Regions from separate parts of the Homo sapiens genome. Here region 2 is linked to region 1. The links are chromatin contacts, found by Hi-C or POLR2A ChIA-PET in ENCODE. All regions are on one chromosome and are shown on one strand. Each heading gives the region's core, a stretch centred on a gene start or an enhancer-like site at or near the end of the contact. The rest is flanking DNA. Distances are from core to core; before and after follow the strand shown. Region 1 overlaps LOC107986166 (a long non-coding RNA gene). Region 2 has its middle 30 kb from the start of LPP-AS2.

Region 1 (3,384 bases), core at 728-3,227:
GCACTGCACATTTTGACCCCAGTAGGACACCAGAACCCTCAAAGGGCGGTTAAAAGACCAGATTTGGTGTTGTTTTTGATAACCTGCTGTGTAAACTTGGGCCGGTTTCTCCACGTGTACAACGGAAAAAAAAATATGAACTTTAGAACCAAATAGACCTGGGATAAAACCCTGCCTTCTCATCTGAGTGCCTAGCAAGTTAACTAAGACAGTTTCTGTCTCTTCATTTGCGCTAACGGTATTGATGTCTACCTTGTGGGATGTCTGAGGGGCCAAAGGAGATATTGTAAGGAAAGCATAATGTCCTGGACATTGATAGACACTCAGAAAACGCTGTTCCTCTACTTTCATCCTCATTCCTCCCCTCTGCCTATTTCACTGGGTTGAAGTAATGACCCAAAGGGATAACATGATTCAGAGGTTAGGAGCCTCAGTTTTGTAGCCAGAGGCCAGGGTTCAAATCCCATTCCTGCCCCATCCTGGCTGTGTGAACATGTGCAAGTTCCACGCCCTCACCGTTTCTTTGCATTGAAAATGCAGACAATGTCAGTAGCTCCCCCATAGGATTACTGTGAGGACTAAATGAGATAGTGTACAAGACGCCCTTGCCTAGTGCCTGGCACATGGTAAGTACACTATAAATTATTAGTTAACAACAACAGCTATAGCATCTGAGAGTGCATTGTAAAATGGAAAAATCCTCCAAGACGCTCATCTCAAATCCTTTTTGGAAAGAATGTGCCAGTGTTACCGATGCTTATGTAAATGTAAGTGGTTATTATTTATGTAGGAGAACATTACTGACTATTATGCAGGAAGAGGGAGAGAACAATGTAGAGGAAGAAAAAAATTTACAATGGGCTTCAAAGGGGAAAGAGGAGAAAGTAACATCTCACCCAGCAATATAAAAGCAGCCCCATATAACTCAGCTCTGCTCTGACTGTAAAACATTATATCAATAGTCTTCCCTGAAAAAAGACAAGAAAGAGAAACACATGGAAAAGAAAGGAGAAGGACAACCTCATTTTATTTCCCCTAAAATTAATCCTAAGGTTGTATTTATCCAACAGAATCTTACTAAACACCCACCCCATGGGAGATGCAGAGACATAGCAGGCCTGGCTCTGTCCTCAGGGAATTTGCAGTCTAATGAGGGCCTTCCAACAAGTACATAAATAACTAATTAAAGGTAGAAAGTGAAGTGTCATGAATTATCCTCATCATTGTTATTAGATGTCATTTTTATTGAATTCTCTTTTTTATTATATCATCTCTTTTTCCAAAAAGAATTTTGGACAATTTATAACATAAAAGAAGTTATACCCTGGGTTTTTTTAAAAAAAGGAACTAGATATTTAGATTAAAGCAAAAAGATGTGGCAAAGACTAATGTAATTATCGAATTGAGAATCAAATTCAAGTGAGCATTCTGGACATCAGGGCAAAATCAAAATAGGAAACATATTATTATAATTTAATATTTCTTACATGTTGATGATCTCTTAAGTAATATTCAGAAGCGTAGACAAGGCCAAATTCAGTAATCTTGCATTTTCAATTCAACTGAAAAATGCCAAAATCATGCATGTCTGTGGAATTCAGGTAGGCACTGTTGATTATCAACATTTAAGGCCATTATTTTGGAAAAATCATCATCTTTAGTATGAATCACTAAAATATTGTTGCTTTTCATTGTTGGGAGGATTGTTTCTTAGGTAGCAGCTATGAAGAATGCAAGCTGTTTCACTTCTTATGTTTAATATATATACTCTAAAACCCGAACAATATTTGTATCATTAGGCTAGACTCGATAATTTTATTTTCAATGAGATTTCAGTGCTCCAGAGAGCTTTGATCTGTCACAGGGCTCTCTTGGGTTAATTGCTGCTGTTCTCAAGTCATCCTCGCTCAGACAGGTAGGTGGGAGTGAGTAGAATTAGCCAATTGTACAGAGAATCAAAGCCATTTGCTTGCAAGACTACCTACTTCTGAGAATTACCATGAATTTTGCATGCCACTAAGAAAGGAAGGAAGGAAGTGACATCTTAAAGATCCTGGGCTTGGGCGAGCTGCGGTGAAGAAGACCAGCTGCTATTATTCTTCTGGCTGGTTCTGGCCTATTGTGATGTCTTTTATAAATCTAAGAGAACTTGAATTTTAAAGCTTGTTTTAAAGACCCTGTTTTGCCTTTTTAAACTGTAATTCTTTAAATGTTCAGGAGCTTGATTAATGAGGAAGAGTTAAAAATAAGTAAATAAAAAAGACAAGTAAACAAGTCAGGGGAAGAGGTGCTGAACTGAAAGAAATAAAAAGAATTGCAAGGTGAGGAGAAGGGAGACTAAGATGTCCAGAAGGCAATAGCATCTCGCCATTTCTCTGTTCCAGGCCCTGCAGTGCCCCTGAGAGGGGGTTTCTGGTGTCGGCCAGTTGAGAGAGAGCCCTGATCAGGCACGGGGCTGGACAGGGAGCCTGGTAACACGTGCTGGTCAATACCACACACATCTGTTTGATTTGGCACTGCTTACCAGCCAGCTGCTGGCACAGAGCCAGAAGGGGCAGGTGGGGGTGTTTGGGGAGGGGGAAGGCAGGGGAGAGGGGATTATGTACAGTTGTTCCAAAATGGGGAACGGGGAGGAGGCCAGAAGAAATGAGGTGATGGAGGCCCCAAGGGCAGGCTGGAGCAGGAAGCCCACAGCTGTGGTGGTAGACCTTGCTGCTAATCACCCTCTGCAGCAGGTGAAGGTACTGAGTCAAAGTGCAGAGGCAGTAGGGAGGTGGCTTCCATAGACATTCAGGCATGGGGCCAGGTTTGCGTGAAGTGTCAGAAGTGCTTTCTCACTCTCCCTTTTGACCCACGTACTGTCTATCTCCCTAATGGTGAGCCTTTCAGAAATTCCAGACTAGCCACCATGTTGCTTCCCTATTTTTCCGACAAGATTAAACATTTTATACCCCACCTCAAATAATGTTTTTGGTTTTGTGGGGTTTTGTTTTGTTTTTTTGTTTTTTGCTTTTTTTTGCTCACAAAGACTTTCTCTAAGCTGTTAACAGCCTCCCAACCATCTAGAGAGAACTTTGGAAAGAATAAGCCTGCTCACTTAACAGAAGACTTAGGAAGTATGAACAATGTTCCTGAAGCCACCTGGCTTGGACAGTGCAAGAACAATCTGAGCAAACGCTGACTTTTCCACCCCAACACCATTTGCTCTGCCAAAATTTGCTCTGGTCCAAACTTTCAACCTTGTGCCAAGATGTTGAGTTGGTGAGTAGTGAATGTACACACCAGGGGAGAGCCATATTACTATGTCATCTCAGTGTGAAATCTGACACAGGCATACACGTTCAGTGTTCACTGTTTATTAACCAACACTGTCTGCCAGAAACC
Region 2 (3,823 bases), core at 157-2,656, 120 kb after region 1:
GTGCTAGCTAAGGCTAAAGTATGAGGTTCTCCAGTGCAGGTCACAGGGCAAACAGGTGAAGCTCTCAGTCACTTGGGTGCAGAGTGGCAGCTTCCCACACCTGAGGCCATTCTATCCCACTACTCCTGCCTTCAGCCCTGCTGTTTCAGCAGCCCTAATCATCAGAAGGTTGCATGGGCCCAGGTTGCACAACTCAGGGTCCCTTCTAAGACCTCTGAAGTCACCCACCCCAAATTCTTCCCCATCCATTCCTAGTACATAGTTTTCCAAAATCTCCCTATAGGTAGCCTGTTTCATCTTTCGGGGACTTTGATGATTAAGAAATATTTTGGGTCAAGGTGTGGGCCAAGGTATGTCTCCCTGTAACTTTTACCATTGGTCAAGTTCTGTCCTCTGAGGCCTCCTGTGACAAGTCTGCCCTCTCTTCCCTGTGGAAACCCACCAGGCCTTCGGTGACAACAGGCAAGGCCTTATGAAGTCTTCTTCTGGGTAAGGAACTCTGTTTTTTCTGATGGCATGGTTTTCGGCTATCTTACTCTCCTGGCCTGTAAATTCTCCACATTGCCAAACACGACATGAGACTTGGGGGATAAAAGATGTAGGTTTGAGTAGTGTGTCCACCAATGGGCTCTATTGCATAACACAGCTAAATTGAAGTTTTTATTTAGGGCGGATAAAATGTTGAATATAAACTTATAAATAATGAAGTGCTGCATAAAGGATTGTTATTACTACTACAGCTACTCTATATTGCTACTAAAAATAACAATTACCCCTACTAAATCAAGAACACAATGCAGCTGTCTTCTGAAACTACAGAATAGGAAAGAGAGCTGTCTTTTGCTTCGTCATTATATTCCTATGCCTTCAGCCTAACACCACTGTCGCTGTTTTGGTAAGCTGTATCTCAGAGTTGGCTCAGCCAGAGCTTACAGGCAACCAAATATTGAAGCTGCAGTTGTATTACACATGCTGCTGTCGGCCTAGGTTTTCCCAGTTCTTGTTATTGTAAAGTTAAGGGATTTACATTTGTCTCTGACATTTCATCATGTTTGTTTCACCCTGTTCAGATACTTTTGGACTATGATTCAGCCATGAAAAACAGTGCTTTCCAATTTTGGCTTCATGTCAGAATCATCTTGGAAAATTTTCTTAGCATAAATATTCCTCCTGAACCCTAGTCTCAAGATTTTAATTAATTTATTGTAGGGTGGGACTCAGGAAGCCATACCTAAAACAAGCATTTTAGGTGGTTCTTATCAGTGAAAGCATGAGGTTCCATCAGCCTGCATTTGGAAATCCAGCGTATACCACAGCCTACTCTGCTCAGTGTCACCTGAGCACTGGATAAACATGGCTTTTCTTTTAGGAAATCTTCTAAAGGGTAAGAAAATATCTACATCAAAGGTCAGGTGAAGACTGTCACAATGTTTGCATTCTGTTAATGTTGTACTTTCACAAGTCATTTCCTTCCTCATTCTCTAAAACAACGTAGATACAGCAACCTACAGATGAGCAGGACATAGACACAATGCTCCCATATGCCACTTTCTTTCCCACCAGGCAAGGTCGTGCCTTCTCATATCAGAAGTGTGCAATCCGGCCAAAAAGAGCATCCAGACTTAGAGTCCAGAGAAATTGACTGAGTAGGCATGTAAGTTGAAACCAATTTACCATTCCCTATTTTACCAACATTTCATCATTTCATTTTACTGGGAAGCCCCAGAGAGGTGCATTTACTTGCCAAGTTCACACAGTTTCGTCTAAAGTGATACGGGAAGATTCTTTCTGGACTTGAAGGAGCCCTATGTCTTCTTTACTGACTTTGATGATTCATTCATTCAGCACACACATACAGAGAATTCTCTGTGTACTAGGGAAGCATTATGTGTGGGATGGAGTAGAAAGAAATGAGACATAGTCCTTTTTCCTTTATCTCATTCTTGAAGTCCAGTAAGACAAGACCTATACAAAAATAACTGCCCAAGGTGGGCAAGAATGAATGCCATAAAAGGTCAAGAAAAGGAAGAATCACATTTTCTTCCTTCTAAGGAAAAGAGTTCTTTTGATCTTTCAGTTAAAAAAAAACAAAACACTAATTTCTCATTAAAAAATATGCTGCATTAAATCCATAATTATGTCCATGTGATCCCTTCAATGTCATCTCCTACATGGTACAGACCCTGCCATTTTTTAAATTATTTCAATAACACTTAGCATAATACAATGCACACCAAGGACTCACCTCTACCTTCAGTCTAAATCTTTTTATTCTTAAGTCCTGGGCATTAGCACAATTTTGTTACTAAAGACCTTTGAAAATGTCTTAGCTCTGTGACTACTGAATTTCTTCATATGGATCTACTTTAAAAGGCTTTCCCCACATTACTAAGGCTGTGGTCTAGTTCTTATATACCACTTGAACAAGAGCCTTCTTGTTACATAAATCCAGAGATCATTCCTCTAAGCCCCTGACTCATTGTTCTCACAGCTAGGCATTTCTGAAAACAAGATGCCATTTTGTTTCTAGGGTCAGAGCTCAAATCTTTATTGCCTCTGGTGAGATGATATTCTGTTCGCTTTCCTCCATTTAAGTATATAACATACCCTAAAGTATGTGCTAATTAATACATCTGTTTGTCTTACAAAGCAGTCGAAAAGCATGTATTTAAACTGTGATTCACATTTTCCCTTTCAGCCCGTCTGCAGATTTTTGTGCATGAGGAGCCTGATTACATTACTATTTTAAAAAGCCAATTAAAAAGTTCACTAAGTGACACTGGTGTGTTTTAGTGCAGGTAATAGAAGCATAAAGCTCTATGTGGCATTAACAAGCTGAAAGATACAACTGGATTTGATGGCAGAATTCATTTCTTCATCTTTCCAAAACAGTCTTCTGGAAAACAACTATGTATCTGTCCCAGAGGCAGGCCATGGGCACGTAGTCTGCACAGGCACTTTTAGGTTACAAAACAGTGAGCCATCTGTGGATGCACTCAGAGGGTTCACTGGCAAAGTCTTTATGGCTACTCCTTTAGAAAAAGAAGGGCTGGGTTGGGCGTGGTGGCTCATGCCTGTAATCCCAGCATGTTGGGAGGCTGAGGTGGACAGATCACAAGGTCAGGAGATCGAGACCATCCTGGCCAACATGGTGAAATCCCGTCTCTACTAAAATACAAAAAATTATCCAGGTGTGGCGGTGTGCGCCTGTAGTCCCAGCTCCTCAGGAGCTGAGGCAGGGGAATCACTTGAACCCAGGAGGCAGAAATTGCAGTGAGCTGAGATTGTGCCACTGCACTCCAGCCTGGTGACAGAGCAAGACTCCTGACCTGTACATTTGCCCAGTCTGAAACACATGACCTGAGGTTGGCCAATCCTGTACTTCCTCCTAGGACTTTGATTCTTTAGAAAATGAGGTGCAGATGGAGGAAACATTTGCAGTTAAAGCAGATCAGAGCACTAACACATGGGCCAGATTGTTCCTGATACATGACATTGACTATAGATCCTGTCTCCTACCCCAGCTCATGCTTTTAGTCTCCTAAGTCCGTTCTAAGATCATCACTTCACTATACAGATGCTCCTTGACTTACAATGGGTTTACATCCTGATAAACCCATCATAAGTTGAAAATGTCCTATGTCAAAAATGCATTTAATACATCAAACCCACCGAACATCTCAGGATAGTCTAGCCTACCTTAAGCACACTGATTACACTGACATCAGCATACAGTTTGGCAAAATCATCTGGCAACACTGCACACCATAAAGTATGAGTTTTTTTAGCTTCGTGATTGGGTGGCTGACTGGGAGCTGGGGCT

Evidence for each region. Hi-C counts contacts between places; a loop is a spot of excess contacts on that map. ChIA-PET counts read pairs that join two places held with the same protein, here RNA polymerase II (POLR2A). Pooled maps may share reads with other maps.
Region 2: a pooled map shows a loop between it and region 1 (2.9-fold over the local background). The contact joins two enhancer-like sites. A Hi-C loop is called at or near these places in 3 of 50 pooled maps. POLR2A ChIA-PET finds 5 or more read pairs at or near these places in 3 of 52 experiments (A673, HepG2 and OCI-LY7).

What each region holds. Positions count from the first base shown.
Region 1 is chr3:187,998,019-188,001,402 of GRCh38, forward strand. All of the region lies in intron 4 of LOC107986166 (a long non-coding RNA gene), which reads right to left. Among named protein-coding and RNA genes, the nearest start is that of LINC01991, 23 kb to the left of the region's middle. Within about 2 kb of position 1,978, at least 4 of the 41 ENCODE cell types and tissues checked have a DNase peak (open chromatin) inside an H3K27ac peak, as active enhancers do; they include OCI-LY7, where a contact is called at or near this core.
Region 2 is chr3:188,121,910-188,125,732 of GRCh38, forward strand. No RefSeq gene overlaps it. Among named protein-coding and RNA genes, the nearest start is that of LPP-AS2, 30 kb to the right of the region's middle. Within about 2 kb of position 1,407, at least 3 of the 41 ENCODE cell types and tissues checked have a DNase peak (open chromatin) inside an H3K27ac peak, as active enhancers do; they include OCI-LY7, where a contact is called at or near this core.